Regions from separate parts of the Homo sapiens genome. Here region 1 is linked to region 2. A link is an interaction called in ENCODE POLR2A ChIA-PET data of the cell type or tissue named here. Cell type or tissue: OCI-LY7. All regions are shown on one strand. Links, peaks and the distances in the headings refer to the core of each region. The heading gives the core; the rest is flanking DNA. Region 1 has its middle 39 kb from the start of LINC03139. Region 2 overlaps PSAP (prosaposin).

Region 1 (12,309 bases), core at 3,794-7,793, 76 kb before region 2:
TATCAGGCATACAAGCATGAGAACCATCTCTTCATGGCCTTCTCTGGCTCTATTTGTCAGGTTTTTTTTTTTTTTTTTTCTTTTTTAGTGTTAGTGACTGTTCGGCCAGGCACCATGGCTCACGACTGTAATCCCAGCACTTTGGGAGGCCGGGGTGGAGGGATCACCTGAGGTCAGGAGTTCGAGACCAGCCTGGCCAACATGGTGAAATCTCGTCTCTACTAAAACTACAAAACTTAGCTGGGCGTGGTGCTGGGCGCCTGTAATCCCGGCTACTCAGGAGGCTGAGGCAGGAGAATTGCTTAAACCCGGGAGGCAGAGGTTGCACTGAGCCGAGATCGCGCCATTGCACTCCAGCCTGGGCGACAAGAGTGAGACTCTGTCTCAAAAAAAAAAAAAAAAAAAAAAGGTAGTGACTGTTCTGACAACTTCATAGGTGTGACCCACGTTGCCTCCACAGCTGAGCTCTCTCCAGGACTGGGTACCCCCCACCTCCCCACCTGTGGTACATGACTTGACATTACCCCTTTGTTTGGCCTCCATCTCTCCCTACTCCCAAAGAATTCCAAATAATCACTTTCACACAAATCCTAGACTCAGGGCCTTGCTTCAGGGAATCCAACCTAAAACCATTTCCACTCTGACACTCACACCCTGCATGACCTTGGGCAAGTTGCTTCCCCTCTCTGGGCCTCAGTCTCCCCATCTGGACAACAAAGACATTGGATGAGTTGATGCTGAAGGTCCCTTGTAGCTCTGGAATCAGTGACTCTGCAGTCGCCTATTTTCCAGTCTTGAGCACAGGGTTCCAGCCACCCACAACCCCCTGCCAAATGTGCTAATCCTGGCAATCTCTCCTTTCTTGGAATCCTGATCAGAAACTGAGTCAACAGGTCAGCCCTGCAATCCTGGATACCCCAGGCCACTCTGAGCCTCTCCTCAGGGCCAGCTTGGGCAGGAGGGGCTGGTTGGATGCTGTCCAAAGATGTCCTTAGAAGGAAGCCCAGGGGCCCAGTTTCCATGGTGACCAGAATCCGCTTTGTGCTGGTGAGGAACACACAGACCCATCTGACTGTGACTGCAGGCCTGGCACTGGATACTGGCCTTTAGTCCAAGCTGGCCAAGGGTTTCATACAGGGGCCGGCCACATTAGTAACCCTTACCCTGCTGGAGAACTTTGAATGGGTTTTGCTGCCATGCTCAGAAATATCCCAGATGTCTACCATTCCCTCAAATCCCCTTGCTTAAACTCTCCAGGCAAGAGGTAGGAGGAAGGATCGTGGGTGTTTGGCAAACTCTTTTGCAGCCCCACCCACTAGGGACTCCACCAGGACAGCCTGGGACTGGAGGACCTGGGTTGAAATCCTGAGCGCAGCTGGAGCTAACTCTGCAGCCTCCTTCCATCACATAATCTCATTATGCCCCTGTAGTAGGATGGCAGATGGAAAAAGCAACCATTTAGCATCAGGCAAACTGAAACTGCCTTTGCAAAATTATGACAGACAGTGAAGATCTAACCTAACCTACTCTATCTTGCTTCTAACCTCTAAGCTGTCCTCATTCATTCCTGGGCGTTGACTGAACTAACTTTGGGAGGAACTTAGTTTATAGTTTATGGTTTAAAACAAAGACAATAACAGCCCTTTACCAAAACAAACTTCCTTCTTGCCCGGGGACAAGACTGCCTTTGTAAGGACTAATAAATTAGCCACAAGATTAGAAATTATAGTTTAGAAGTCATGCAGCTGGAGGCTACAAGATTCTGACCCTCCCTAAACTGCTCCTAACCTCAGTGCTTGGATATGTTGTAGACCCTGCACTTGATGGATCAGCTGACACCATGCAGATCCATAAACTGGCTCATCTGATCTTGTGGCCCCCACCCAGGAACTGACTCAGCACAGGAGGACAGCTTCGACTCCCTACAATTTTATCTCTGACCTGACCAATCAGCACTCCTAGCTCACTGGCTTCCCACCACCCACCAAGTTGTCCTTAAAAACTGATCCTGTTATGCTCAGGGAGACTGATTTGAGTAATAATAAAACTCCAGTCTCCTGCACAGCTAGCTCTGAGTGAATCACTCTTTATTGCAATTCCTCTGTCTTGATGAATCGGCTCTGTCTGTCTAGGCAGCGGGCAAGGTGAACCCATTGGGTGGTTACAAGACCTGGGTTCGGATCCGGACTTTGCCCCTGAATTTGTTCCGTGAAACCAGCTGATTGCCCTCAACATGCCATCCCTGCTCTAGGTGCTGAGATTCAGCTGCGATCAAAGCAGACTAAGTCCCTGTTCCCAAGGGGCTTATACTCTAGGGAGAAACAGGCCAGGATCTGATAACAGAATGGAAAGCAAATGACACTCCAGGAGGTAGAGGTTAATGCTGTCAAGGGATAGAATTCGGGGCTGCCTGCTCTGCCTATGGAGTAGTCACTCTTTATTCCTTTACTTTCTTAATAAACTTGCTTTCACTTTATGGACTCGCCTTGAATTCTTTCTTGTGCAAGATCCAAGAACCTGGCTGGGCACGGTGGCTCATGCCTGTAATCACAGCACTTCGGGAGGCTGAGGTGGGTGGATCACCTGAGGTCAGGAGTTCAAGATCAGCCTGACTAAAATGATGAAACTCCGTCTCTACTAAAAATACAAAAATTAGTTAGGCTTGGTGGTAGGTGCCTGTAATCCCAACTACTCTGGAGGCTGATGCAGGAGAATCACTTGAACCTGGAAGGTTGAGATTGCAATGAGCTGAGATCATGCGATTGCACTTCAGCCTAGGTGACAAGAGTGAGACTACATTTCAAAAAAAAAAAGAACCTTCTCTTGTGGTCTGGATTGGGACCCCTTTCTGGTAACATCTTTCAGGTGAACCACGGAAGGGACAATACTGAGGAAACCCCCAACCCAAAGAAAATAGACTATAGCACTGATTGGTTGACTTTAGATAAGTGGGATGCATTTACCTGGATAAAGGATGGGATTGGGTTAGAGGCCCAACTTAGGGGAGTTAGAGTCTCTCCTAAGACAGAGAAGTTTAAAGCTTCCTCTTAATGAAAGGTAAGAGGCAGGAGAATGGCATGAACCTGGGAGGCGGAGCTTGCAGTGAGCCGAGATCATACCACTGCACTACAGCCTGGCAACAGAGCGAGACTCTGCCTAAAAAAAAAAAAAAAAAAAAAGTAAGGACGCTTGATTGAACTTGGGTTCAAGTCTCAACTCAGGAAGGTTAAAGCCTTCCTAAAGTTTAGGGAGTTAGAGGCCCCCCACCTCAGTAAAGTCGCTCTCAGCAAAGAATGGGTTTGGCACTATAGGATGTTAACTGCTATTGTCTTTGAATTAATCTGCCTTGCACTCTTTGCTGAGGGCTGTTGGTGACAGGATTAGGCATGTACAGGGATATGGAACATGGGGAGTGTTTTCCTCCCTAGAAGGGGAAACTTGAGAGCTGATGGGACTGCTGGAAAAGATCCCTTTGCAACTGACAAGTGGCTGCCTGAACTTTTAATTCAGCATTGAGGCGATGGGTGGGTCTTTCTCTGGCTTCCCTGAGCACCTTGCCTTCCCCACCCTGCTGCAGGCAATGCTTTTCTCTCTCTCTTTCTCTCCTTTCCCTTTCTTATCTTTTCTGTTACTCAGGGCGACCATCTTGCCCAGAGACCACATGTTGAAAAATGTCCTTGGGAGCTTGACCTTGTAAACACGTGGCGGAACTTCCTCTTGGTCTCCACCATCCAGGGAATGGGAATTTAATTTAAAATGATCATTGCTCAAACCTAAGCCAGTAATTAAAAAAAAAAAAAAAAAAAAAAAGGGCCGGGCACGGTGGCTTACGCCTGTAATCCCAACACTTTGGGAGGCCCCGAGGTCAGGAGATCAAGACCAACCTGGTTAACATGGTGAAACCCCATCTCTACTAAAAATACAAAATTAGCCAGGTGTGGTGGCGGGTGCCTATAGTCCCAGCTACTCGGGAGGCTGAGGCAGGAGAATGGCGTACACCCAGGAGGTGGAGGTTGCAGTGAGCTGAGATCATGCCACTGCACTCCAGCCTGGGCGACAGAGTGAGACTCCATCTCAAAAAATATAATAATAATAATAATAAAAAGAGCTTAAATCAAACATTTAATCAGAAAAATAAAAAGTGTAATGCCTTTTGGTTCACATGACTTAAGTAATTTTTGGGAAATACAGACAGTTTTAAAGATTATTGGTAGATGGGTATGGTGGCTCACGCCTGTAATCCCAGCACTTTGGGAGGCTGAGGCAGGCAGATCACCTGAGGTTGGGAATTTGAGACCAGCCTGACCAACATGGACAAACCCTGTCTCTGCTGAAAATACAAAAAATTAGCCAGGCATAGTGGCGCATGCCTGTAATCCCAGCTACTCGGGAGGCTGAGGTAGAAGAATCAATTGAATCTGGGAGGTGGAGGTTGTGGTGAGCCGAGATTGTGCCATTGCTCTCCAGCCTGGGCAGCAAGAGCAAAACTCCGTCTCAAAAACAAACAAAAAAAGATTATTGGTAAAATAAAAGTGTCTTGAAAATTTAGACATTTGATCTAAATTAGGCAGGTCAGATATTAGGTTTGCTAAATGCTTTAAGGTCATAAATTGCTTCTTTGACTTTTAAAAATTGTTCAATTTACCTACTTTGGAGCATTAGATTCTAGAAAGGCTTGGGGACATGTGGATAACCATGCCCCCTGTGATGCTGGAAAGAGTCAGCCCTTACCTGCACTTCTGTCTGATGTCTTAGGCTTCACACCTAGTACATAAAAATGTAACATGTAATTGAGACTACTGAAGAAACAGTTTTACATGCAAGGTATATAAAGAAAGTGAAATGTGTTTTGGTAAAAGATTATAAGAAGTCATGGGAATTTTTTTTGGCTTTGCCTAAAGGATTAAAACATTAAGTTAGATAAGATAAAGCTGAAAGTTTAAGCAAGTTGTGGAAGGTTTGTGAAAAGTTAATCTTGTAAAAGAAATTCTGCATGTGAACATATTGGCTAAGGTTAAAGGGGTATTATTCGGTTTTTCTGTAAATTGAGCATTGGAATAAAAGCAGAACAGGTCTCTCTTAGAGCAGACCTACTCTTTAACAAAAATTGTAAAGGTTATAAAAAAAGATTTATGAGAATCTTAACCTTATGGTCAAACTTATTAACATGAAATACATTTGTCTATAAGGTTTTGTTAAGAATTGGGTTTAACGTCAATAATGCAACAGTGAAATTTGGCTTATTTGGTATAAAAATCATATAGGAAGCATTGTCAAATATGAAATGGTGTTTGGTTTTCTTTGTGCTGTATTTGTATAAATATGTAATTGGTATGTGTTCCAAAATTACAGGAAACTCTATAATTCTTGTACAACTTAGTGTATGTTATTAGTAGTTATAATTGTTAAGTAAATTGTTGTATGCCACAGAAATAACCAAAATTCCTAGTCAATTGTGGCTTTAATGGAGGCCCAAAGACCTTTTGTCATTCACAGACAATTGCTGTCTTGTTTCAATCCTCTTCAAAAGGTAGTTTTATAATCAACTATAGAACTCTTAACAGGTGCTCTTGAATGCAGATTTCTGATAACTTTGGAGACTGTGACATTAGAATAGAGAAAAAACATTCAGGACTCTCATGTACAGCTGAAATGTTCATGAATACCAAGCAGAACAGGAGTTAATAGCATGGAATAATCTTTCTGACTTTTTGGTTAAAACATTGCTGATCCTTTGTTTTATTTTTCAGAGTCAAGAAAACTTTTAAGCTATTTACAGCTTGTAGCAATTGAATAAAATATATCCCTGTGAACAAAATTTGGAACATACCTGATTTCTCCAAAATTTGGAAGCTATTTGTGAGTATTCTTAATTTATGGCAAAATAGTAATTTACACAAGTGCAATAAGAATCTGTTTTCTTTTGCAACAGGACACAATTTGATAAATTGATTATTTTACCAAGGCTTTGACTGGAATGGTGTGCTTTCCTTTAAGGAATCAAATTTGACTTATAAAGTCAATAAAAGCCCCTTGGGAAAACTGGCCTCATATCTTGTCTACACAGTCCATTTGCAGGGTTCCTGACCTGTGGTAAGTAAAGAATGTCACTTTCTTTTTTTTCCTTTTTTTTTTTTTTTTTTTTGAGACAGAGTCAAGTTCTGTTGCCCAGGCTGAAGTGCAGTGGTATGATCTCGGCTCACTGAAAATTCTGCCTCCTGGGTTCAAGCAGTTCTCCTACCTCAGCCTCCCAGGTAGGGGCTGGGATTACAGGCATGCACCATCACACCCGGCTAATTTTGTATTTTTAGTAGAGACAGGGTTTCACCATGTTAGCCAGGTTGTTCTTGAACTCCTGACCTCAGGTGATCCGTCTGCCTCAGCCTTATAAGCTTGTTGGCTGCTTCTGATTGGTTAAGTTCAACTTCTGTTTTTCTTTAATATAAGCATTTACAAGAAATAGCTTAAGTTCAGTTTTACTTATGTTTGTAAATCAAGCAAGGCTTAGATCATTTATGATGCCGAACTGGTTTTATCTGCTCGGGGATTCTTCAGGCCTGACCTCCATTTCAATTTAACACATACTAGATTCCCTTCTTCCTAAGGAGCTAGGGCTTTATTTTGTGGATTCTGGAGGAGAGGTAGGATGGAAGCTGAGTTTTAGTGAAACAACCTTGACAGGCATATAAAGGACCCCTAGTGTCTTCCTTGAGGCATGACAGCATGTAGCCACATGATCAATCTAAGACAGGCTGCAGAGGAATTCTGCCTCTCTAAAGTGATGGTGCCCAAGAAACAGGGATGGGCTTTACTGAAGGCTGCCTCAGCACCTGAGCCACCGGCCCCCCATGCTGCTCCTCCAGCCTCAGGTTTTTTTTTTTTTTTTTTGAGACAGAGTCTTGCTCTGTCACCCAGGCTGGAGTGCAGTGGTACGATCTTGGCTTACTGCAACCTCCATCTCCCTGGTTCAAGTGGCTCTCCTGCCTCAGCCTCCTGAGTTCCTGGGATTACAGGTGTGTGCCACCATGCCCGGCTAATTTTCATATTTTTAGTAGAGACAGGGTTCCTCCATGTTGGTCAGGCTGGTCTCGAACTCTTGACCTCCAGTAATTCACCTGTCTTGGCCTCCCAAAGTACTAGGATTACAGGCCACCACGCCTGATCCGGCCTCACCTTTTTATAGCAAGCCCCACTCTCAGCACCAACTGGTCTCCTTTGAGAAGTGGTGGTACACTCATATTTCCAGGACGGCCAGATGCAATTTGATGGTGGAAGTGAGACGATTGCAAAAAATCCAAAGGCCCCAGACTCCCTCCCCCATTTTGACTCCACTGCACCAAGTTCTGACCCCTAATTTGCCGAAGAGACTTCTGGCCACAGAGCATCACCAAAATGCAAGTCAAAGGGGCCAACCTAAGGTCTGAAGGTCTGCCAGGGAATTATATAGTACAGGGGTGGCCAGACTCCCAAATTATAGGGCTGCCAGGCTAGCTGGTGATTGGGGTGGATAAAAATAAGCCCTGGCCAAGGTTGGGAGGTGAAGGGGCATCTCCTCTTGGAGAACAGGGCTGGCTACAGACGTGGCCTTAGCAGGACATGGGTGGCAGGGTCACGCCTCTCCCTCTGTCCTGCGTCTCTGCCATTGACAGTCACTTGTCCACAGACAATCAAAGATAGAGGATATAACATGTTAACATTAGTTACTTCTCTTTTCTTCCATCTTTGGGGACTAATTAAAAAACATCTTGGGAAAATATTTTGGGGCCCATTTATAAAGCTTACAATATTGTGTTTTATTCTTAGTATCTTTACTTTTAAAATATGCCATTCCATCTTTGTGAAAATACCAGGAAAAAAAAAATTAAAGTGTGCTAGAAGGGCCAGGCATGGTGGCTCGCGCCTGTAGTCCTAGCATTTTAGGAGGTGGCAACAGAGGGAGACCCCCTCTCTACACGAAAAAACATTAACCAGATGTGGTGGCTCCTGTTTGTAGTTTGTACTTGGAAGGCTGAGGTAGGAGGATCGCTTGAGCCTGGGAGGTCGAGGCTGAGGTGAGCCGAGATCACGTCACTGCACTCTAGTCTGGGTGACAGAGATACCCTGTGTCTGAAACAAAACAAGTAGAATGTGCCAGAAGGGCAGAATTGTGTTCAGAGCTGGCTACCATTGTGTGAAATGGATTGGGAGAAATATATTACTATCTTTTTATATAGAAGCATGGATTATGCCCAGAAGAATTATATAGAAATTAATATGCTAGTTGCTTCCAGGAAGGGGAATTGGGTGACTGGGGCCAGAGGTGGGTAGAAAATATTTATGTTTTTCTTTTGCTTACTGAAGAGGGTCTCAAAAGACTCTCAAAAAGTTGACGGGGTGTCATGGAGGCATGCCTTGGACACAGCAATTTCATTTCTAGAAATTTGTCCTCAGAGATAACTGGTGAAGTGCACAAAGATGCACAAAGGGGCTGGGCATGGTGGCTCATGTCTGTATTCCCAGCACTTTGGGAGGCTGAGGTGGGAGGATTGCCCAAGGCCAGGAGTTCAAGACCAGCCTGGACAAGATAGTGAGACCCTGTCTCTATTAATAAATAAATAAGTAATAAAAAAAGAACTGCACAAAGTGTTTTACACGGTATTGTTTGTGTACTGAACTGGAACTATGAAAATAAATTATCTATGGAAAACTATGTAGCTATTAAAAAGGACAATGTAGATCTATAAACCTGGACCCTGAAAGACATCCATGTATTGCTGAGGGAAAATACGCACTATAAAGCCACATGAGCTGTATGGCTCCATTTGTGTGAAACCATGTGCATATGTCACATGGTCAATACCTGGGAAGATGATCACACAAGGGCAAGACTAACTTCTGGCTCCCAGGAGTGGCAGAGTCATTTATCTGCCATTGGCAGATGGACAAATCTGGCAATAACAATTACAGCTTTGGGGCCGGGTGCGGTGGCTCACACCTGTAATCCCAGCACTTTGGGAGCCCGAGGTGGGTGGATCACCTGAGGTCAGGAGTTTGAGACCAACCTGACCAACATGGAGAAACCCCATCTCTACTAAAAATACGAAAAATTAGCCGGGCATGGTGGTGCATGCCTGTAATCCCAGCTACTCAGAAGGCTGAGGCAGGAGAATTGCTTGAACCTGGGAGGCAGAGGTTGCAGTGAGCCAAAATCGCGCCATTGCACTCCAGCCTGGGCAACAAGAGTGAAACTCCATCTCAAAAACAACAACAACAACAAAAACAATTACAGCTCTGGATGCAATAGAAAAAAACAACCCTTTGAAGGCATTGGAGAACAGCACAGAGCAGGAGAGTGGAGTGGATGTGACTCTTGAAAGAAGGGGGTCGTGGGCTGACATCCATGTTTCTCCAGTTTTCCCTCTGGTATCCAGAGGATGAAAGCCACTGGACACTGGCTTCAGGGATCAGAGGTCAGAGTGTTACAGTAGATAGTTAGCGAGACATCAACAGGGCCCCCCAACACCAGGAATGTCAGGCAACCATCAGGTGATGGTCAGGCGGTTGTTAACTGTCTCTCTAAAATAATAAGTGGTTGCAGCCAGTGCCAGGGAAAGGCAGTCTCCTAATAGATAGAAACACCTGAAGCAGCTTCTGGGTAAGATCTCAGGAGTTAGGTGAGTGGGCTCCAGCATGCGCACTAAGAGGCAAAATGGTGGAGTTTAACTGGCATGTAACCTTCCTCTAGGAACACTCACTGGTAAGGGAAGAATGCCTCAAGTGAGCATGTGCCCAACTTCAGTACACACACTGAGCATGCTCCCTCCCAAGTGCTGTCATCCCACTGTGCATGCAGACAGCCCACCCCAAGGGAAGAATCAGGGGAGAAATAATGCAAAACCGCGGAAGCGTGCCAACATACAAAATCCCAAGTCAGAGGTTGAGCCGTGCACTTGACTCTCTCAAGTTGCCTGCTTGGCCCTCTTCCAAGTGTACTTTACTTCCTTTCATTCCTGCTCTAAAATTTTTTAATAAACTTTTGATCCTGCTCTAAAACATGCCTTGGTCTCTCACTCTGCCTTATGCCCTTTGGTTGAATTCTGTCTTCTGAGGAGGCAAGGATTGAGGTTGCTGCAGACCTGTGCAGATGACCATACAGATTCACTGCCTCTAAACTACTCTGGTGCCATGTGACTCAGAGACATCCCTAGTGGTAACAGGAGTTAAGGGCAGGTCCAGCAGCTAGGGATGGAGGGAGGAAATCCCAGCAGAGTAGGAGCCATGATTGGGGTTGGGGAGGGGGAGAGCAACATCTGCCTAAGAACACCCTAAGATTCTTTGCCAACTCCTGACCTGCACGTGTGCTGGGCGAGACTCTCAGGAGACCAGGGGAATTAAGAAGCCCATGGAAATCCTGGAATAGCCAGATACAATTCTGAAATAAAAAAATCTAGGCCGGGCGCGGTGGCTCACGCCTGTAATCCCAGCACTTTGGGAGGCCGAGGCGGGCCGATCACGAGGTCAGGAGATCGAGACCATCCCGGCTAAAACGGTGAAACCCCGTCTCTACTAAAAATACAAAAAATTAGCTGGGCGTAGTGGCGGGCGCCTGTAGTCCCAGCTACTTGGGAGGCTGAGGCAGGAGAATGGCGTGAACCCGGGAGGCGGAGCTTGCAGTGAGCCGAGATCCCACCACTGCACTCCAGCCTGGGCGACAGAGCGAGACTCCGTCTCAAAAAAAAAAAAAAAAAAAAAAAATCTACTGGGCTGGGCACAGTGGTTCACACCTGTAATCCCAGCACTTTGGGAGGCCAAGGCAAGCAGATCACCTAAGGTCAGGAGTTCGAGATCAGTCTGGCCAACATGGTGAAACCCTGTCTCTACTGAAAATACAAAAATTAGCCAGGCGTGGTGGTGCGTGCCTGTAATCCCAGCTACTCTGAAGGCTGAGGCAGGAGAATCGCTTGAACCCAGGAGGCAGAGGTTGCAGTGAGCCGAGATTGCACCCCTGCACTCCAGCCTGGGCAACAGAGCGAGACTCCGCCTCCAAAAAAAAAAAAAAAAAAAAAAACTATTGAAAGAGGGCTGGGCACAGTGGCTCATGCCTGTGACCTCAGTATAACTGTGAGAAGTTCATTGCCCAAAGCACACAGCATGTCAATACAAGACCCCAGGCTGCAGAAGAGAAAGAGGTTTAATCGTAGGGTCACCAAACAAAGAAATGGGAGAGAACCTCAAATCCATCTCCCTGAGGAGCCTGGGGCTAGGGTTCCTAAGGGTTTTGGAGTGGGCTGAAGTGTGGAGATCACTGATTGGTGGAAAAGTGCAGGGTGAAGTCATGGGACTGGGAGAGGAAGCAGCTGTATTCCCATGCTGATCCCATTCCTCTGTGGGAGTGTCCAAACTGGCTGCTGGAATTTGGCGTCTGAAAAACATCTGAAGTGATCCTTCAAGAAAAGCCTTATGATTCTTATGTCAGAGACCCTGTCTATGGGAACAATGGGGATGCAATCGGTCAGGATCTCATGCTGACTTCTAGAAACAAGGAAGTGGGCGAAAGTGTAGCCTGATTAATGCTTAATTGTAACTGTATTTCTGTCTAGAACCCAGCATGCAATGCTTGTCAACCCTTCACCAGCACTTTGGGAAGCCCAGGCAGGAGGATCACTTGAGCCCAGGAGGTTGAGGCTGCAGCGAGCTATGATTGCACCACTGCACTCCAGCCTGTGTGACAGAACACGACCCTGTCTCTAAGAAAATTTTAAAAATCTACTAAAAGAGGCCGGGCACGGTGGCTCATGCCTGTAATCCTAGCACTTTGGGAGGCCCAGGCGGGCGGATCACCTGAGGTCAGGAGCTCAAGACTGGCCTGACCAAAATGGCGAAACCCTGTCTCTACTGAAAATATGAAAAAATTAGCTGAGCGTGGTGATGGGCACCTGTAATCCCAGCTACTTGGGAGGCTGAGGCAGGAGAATCGTTTGAACCTGGGAGGCAGAGGTTGCAGAGAGCCAAGATCACACCACTGCTCTCCAGCCTGGGCAACAGAGTGAGATTCTGCCTCAAAATAAATAAATAAATAAATAAAAATCTACTAAAAGAAATTAATATTTTGTGCTTTTGTTATCTTTCACTTATAAATATTTTCTAATTTCCCTTGTGACTTTTTCCGTGGCCCAGAGAATATGTATTTAGAAGTCTTGCTTCCTTTGAGGGTGTTTCTGGATATCATATTGCTATTGATTTCTAAAAGAATTTTTTAAATTCCATTGGATCAAAGAACATACTCTGTATTGTTTCAATCCTGTTAAGTTTATTGAGACTCATTTTATG
Region 2 (4,000 bases), core at 1-4,000:
GCTACCTGGCGTTGTGATGTGTGTGTTGTCTTGATCGCTTGCTGTGTCTGCAGCATGTGCGGCAGTTTTGGCACATAACAGGTGCTTAGCATTGATGAGTGCCAGGAGGTGTAGCCAGGTAGACTTCAGCTGTGGAAGTGTAGGCTAGTGTGCCTGAAACTTCATTGCTTCATAGTGCCGAGTCTTTGTCATGATTAGATAGAATATTATCTTTTATTTTTCTGAAATTAATTTTAAGAAATTGTTTTTAGGAGTTATGAAATTAAGAGTGACTTTGGGCGCAAATGAAGTGTTGACTTTTATAATAGTTGATGATAGTTTGGGACCTGCCCCTCCCACACCTTTTGGGGAGGGTTCTATGTAGGTGATAGGTACAGGGAAGTCTAATATAATTTAGATGTTCATGGTGGCTCTGATTTGAGGTAAATCTGAAAAGGGAAGCAGCTATAAGTTGAGGAAATTATCCCTCCCACTTTTGGTTTCAGAAGTTGGTTGTTCTCCAGATGTTTAGCTTGGAGGCTCTCAAACTTTTGGTTGCAGGATCCCTATATACTAATTAGTTATTGAGGACCCCAAAGAGCTTGTGTTTACGTGGGCTGTATCTATCAATATTTAACATCTTATAAGTTAAACTGTCAGTGTTTAAAAATTAATGCTTTGAAATATTGATAAACCATTACATGTTAACATATATATATTTATTGTATGTATTATATTTTTAATGAAAAAATATTTTCCAAAACACAAATATTTAGTGAGCAGCCTGTTTTACATTTTTGCAATCCTTTTAACACCTGGCTGGATTATTAGCTGCTTGGGCATTCAGTCTGTTGCAATGTCATGTCACATGCCTCCGCAGAAACTCAACTGGACTTTTGTGAATGAGCAAAATGGCAACTGATGTCTTGGTTTTATCATGAGGATTTTGCCCTCACCCCCTGAAAGAGTCCCTGGGATGCTCGGCGTTTTGGACCACACTTTGAGAACCACTGGTTTAGATGATTTGCAGAAACTACAGAAATTATAATAGCTAACCCATGCGGAGATGTTCTGCTTTTTTTTTTTTTTTAAGACGGAGTCTCACTCTGTCACCCAGGTTGGAGTGCAGTGGCTTGATCTCGGCTCACTGCAACCTCTGCCTTGCAGGTTCAAGTGATTCTCCTGCCTCAGCCTCTTGAGTAGCTGGGACCACAGGTGTGTGCCACCATGCCTGGCTAATATATATATATGTAGTAGAGACCAGGTTTCACTGTGTTGGCCAGGCTGGTCTCGAACTCCTGACCTCAAGTAATCCACTCGCCTCGGCCTCCCAAAGTGCTGGAATTACAGGCGTGAGCCACTGCACCTGGCCATTTTTTGTATTTTTAGTAGAAATGGGGTTTCACTATGTTGCCCAGGCTGGTCTTGAACTCCAGGGCTTAGGTGATCTGCCTGCCTCTGCCTCCCACGGTGCTTGGATTACAGATGGGAGCCACTGTGCCTGGCCCGTTTTGCTTTTTATTGAACATTAATTCATTTAATTCTCATAACAGCCCTCTGTGGTGAAAGCAACTGAATCGGAATTCTGGGCCAGTCTGATATCCTCCCGTGACCCATGCTGTGGTCTGAACATTTTAGATTTCAAGTGAAGGCAGTATTCCTATAAAGTACTAACTGAAGGAAGCCAAAAGTGACATTTATAGTAGACTCACATATATCTGGAACTTTTAAGTTAGTAAACAGTAGATGAGACAGGTTCAGAATACTGAATTTCTTTAATGAGGTTTGCATGAAACCTTTTTCAGCATATGATTATCTTCTGCAAATGTGCAGAGACCACGCAGCTGGTCAGCAATGCTCAGTGTGGGAGCCAGCACCAGTTTGTGTGGGTGCCTGTGCCAACTGCGGTGCAGCATGCTGGATCTGCAGTGGAGCTTTCTCGAGGATGGGGAGCCATGCAGAGCCCGCCTCTGACCCCTGCCTCCACTTGCTCACTTGGCTGGAATCTGGATAGTCCTGCCAAGGGCTAGTTTTTCAGTCATGGATTACCATGTAATCTTATCTAAGGTGATCTAAGTTCTTCTTTGATCATCACCTGATATGTTGATGCTTTGGAAGAAAAGCTTTGTTAGGAGTTTTTATTGGACTACAGTACCCTTGAATGAACTAGTTAGGAATTGTCCCCAAATTAATTAAGCCTCCATTGCATACAATCTGAGAAGATTGCATTCTTGTCCCCAGCCTCAGTCATTACTGCACAAGGTAATTTCCCTGAGGACTCTGTTGCCTTCTCCGTGTAGATAATGTCCTGCCCTGGAATCATCTGGCTTGTAAGGAAAATTAAGAAGCGAGGCTGTAGCAGCAGAGGAGAAGCAGGGAAGAAAGGACCTTTGTCTTAACACTTTGAGGCCAGAGGTGATGGGATGTCAGCCTAGTGAGCTTAAGAGCTTTATTGCCACTGATTTCTTATGTGATATGAGGACTCTTGGACCTTAACTCCTCCAAATCAAGGGAGACTACCTCTGAGCGTATACTATTCTGAATGATTCAGTGAGCTGTGTTTTTATTCTGCTCTGCAGACTGTTTTCCAAAGGCAGGATTATCTATGAGGAAGAGACAAGTGCTCTTTGCCATAGAAGATATTTGTGGCAATAGCTGTTTGAGTAGCTAGTGTTGAGTGCATTGCATTATCTCCTGCTCTTAGGGGATGGAAGTGCATGAATTCCTCTGAGAAATGCCCTGCGGTAGAAGCCGCTCCTCCAGGGGTTATCCTCTCTTGGTTTCCTAGCAACCTGCCTGTTGCCATGGTGCCGCCTTACCCAGGCAGCAGATCTGCTGCCCTGTGGAATGTAGGCTCTGATTGTCAGCACTGGGAGGCTGCATGCATTTTCTGTTACCTCTTTTTTTTTTTTCTGGTAGCTAGATTCAAATTGTACTTAGCATGTTACTAAAATATTTAAAAGGAAAAGCATATGTTGTATGGCTAAAATAATGAGACTGATTGTTTTATCACATTCTAGGAAATGTTGTCCTGTCATTTTAAGATTGCTTCAGAAAATCTTTGGTGATTATGTTGTGTACTGGGCTTTTCGGTATCCTCACTGGGGTAAGCCAGGAAACACTTGTTGGGAGACCTTTCTGTAAGCGAGGTCGTTGATTAAGTATGTATATTAGTTGGGCTTAGGTTTGACTGTAAACAACAAATACATAGAATAATAATGGCTTATTTGTTTTTCTTATTTTTGATGGAGTCTCGCTCTGTCGCCCAGGCAGGAGTGCAGTGGCGTGATCTCGGCTTACTACAACCTCTGCCTCCTGAGTTCAAGCGATTCTCCTGCCTCAGCCTCCTGAGTAGCTGGGATTACAGGCACCTGCCACCACACCCAGCTAATTTTTGTATTTTTTGTAGAAATGGGGTTTTGTCGTGTTGCCAGGCTGGTCTTGATTTGTGAGCTCAAAATGATTCTCCTGCCTCAGCTTCCCAAAGTACTGGGGTTACAGGCATGAGCCACCGCACATGGCCCTGAAATCTATGTCTTTAAAAAAGTCCCATTGTGGGGCCAAGCATGGTGGCTCACGCTTGTAATCCTAGCACTTTGGGAGGCCGAGGCGGGTGGATCACGAGGTCAGGAGTTCGAAACCAGCCTGGCCAACACGGCAAAACCCTGTCTCTACTAAAAATACAAAAATTAGCTGGGCATGGTGGCAGGCGCCTATAATCTCAGCTAGTTGGGAGGCTGAGGCAGGAGAATCGCTTGAACCCGGGAAGTGGAGGCTGCAGTAAGCCGAGATCGTGCCACTGCACTCCAGCCTGGGCGACAAGAGCAAGACTCTGTCTCAAAAGAAAAAAAAAAGAGCCCGTTGTTCCAAGCTGTCTTGCCAGGCCCTTGAACTAAGAAGTGAAGTGCTCAATTTGCCCCGAGTGCTGTTCATGTCTTTATGACACATTTAATTGGAAATCTTTAGGAGGTCAAACATTCTAAGAACTTTTTTGGAGTTCAGCATACTGCCTCAGAGAAGG

The links. ChIA-PET counts read pairs that join two places held together with the same protein. Peaks named below come from ENCODE experiments on the same cell type or tissue, not always from the same donor. Only the 100,000 strongest peaks of a DNase experiment are listed, where the experiment ranks them.
Region 1: POLR2A ChIA-PET joins it to region 2 with 9 read pairs; 4 of 35 experiments call an interaction of 5 or more read pairs at or near these places.

What each region holds. Positions count from the first base shown.
Region 1 is chr10:71,910,523-71,922,831 of GRCh38, reverse strand. No RefSeq gene overlaps it. Among named protein-coding and RNA genes, the nearest start is that of LINC03139, 39 kb to the right of the region's middle. In OCI-LY7, for the core only: CTCF peaks have their summits at 6,459 and 6,659; a DNase peak (open chromatin) is centred at 5,831.
Region 2 is chr10:71,839,075-71,843,074 of GRCh38, reverse strand. All of the region lies in intron 1 of PSAP (prosaposin), which reads left to right. Among named protein-coding and RNA genes, the nearest start is that of PSAP, 10 kb to the left of the region's middle. In OCI-LY7, for the core only: no CTCF peak of the experiment used is centred there; no DNase peak of the experiment used is centred there.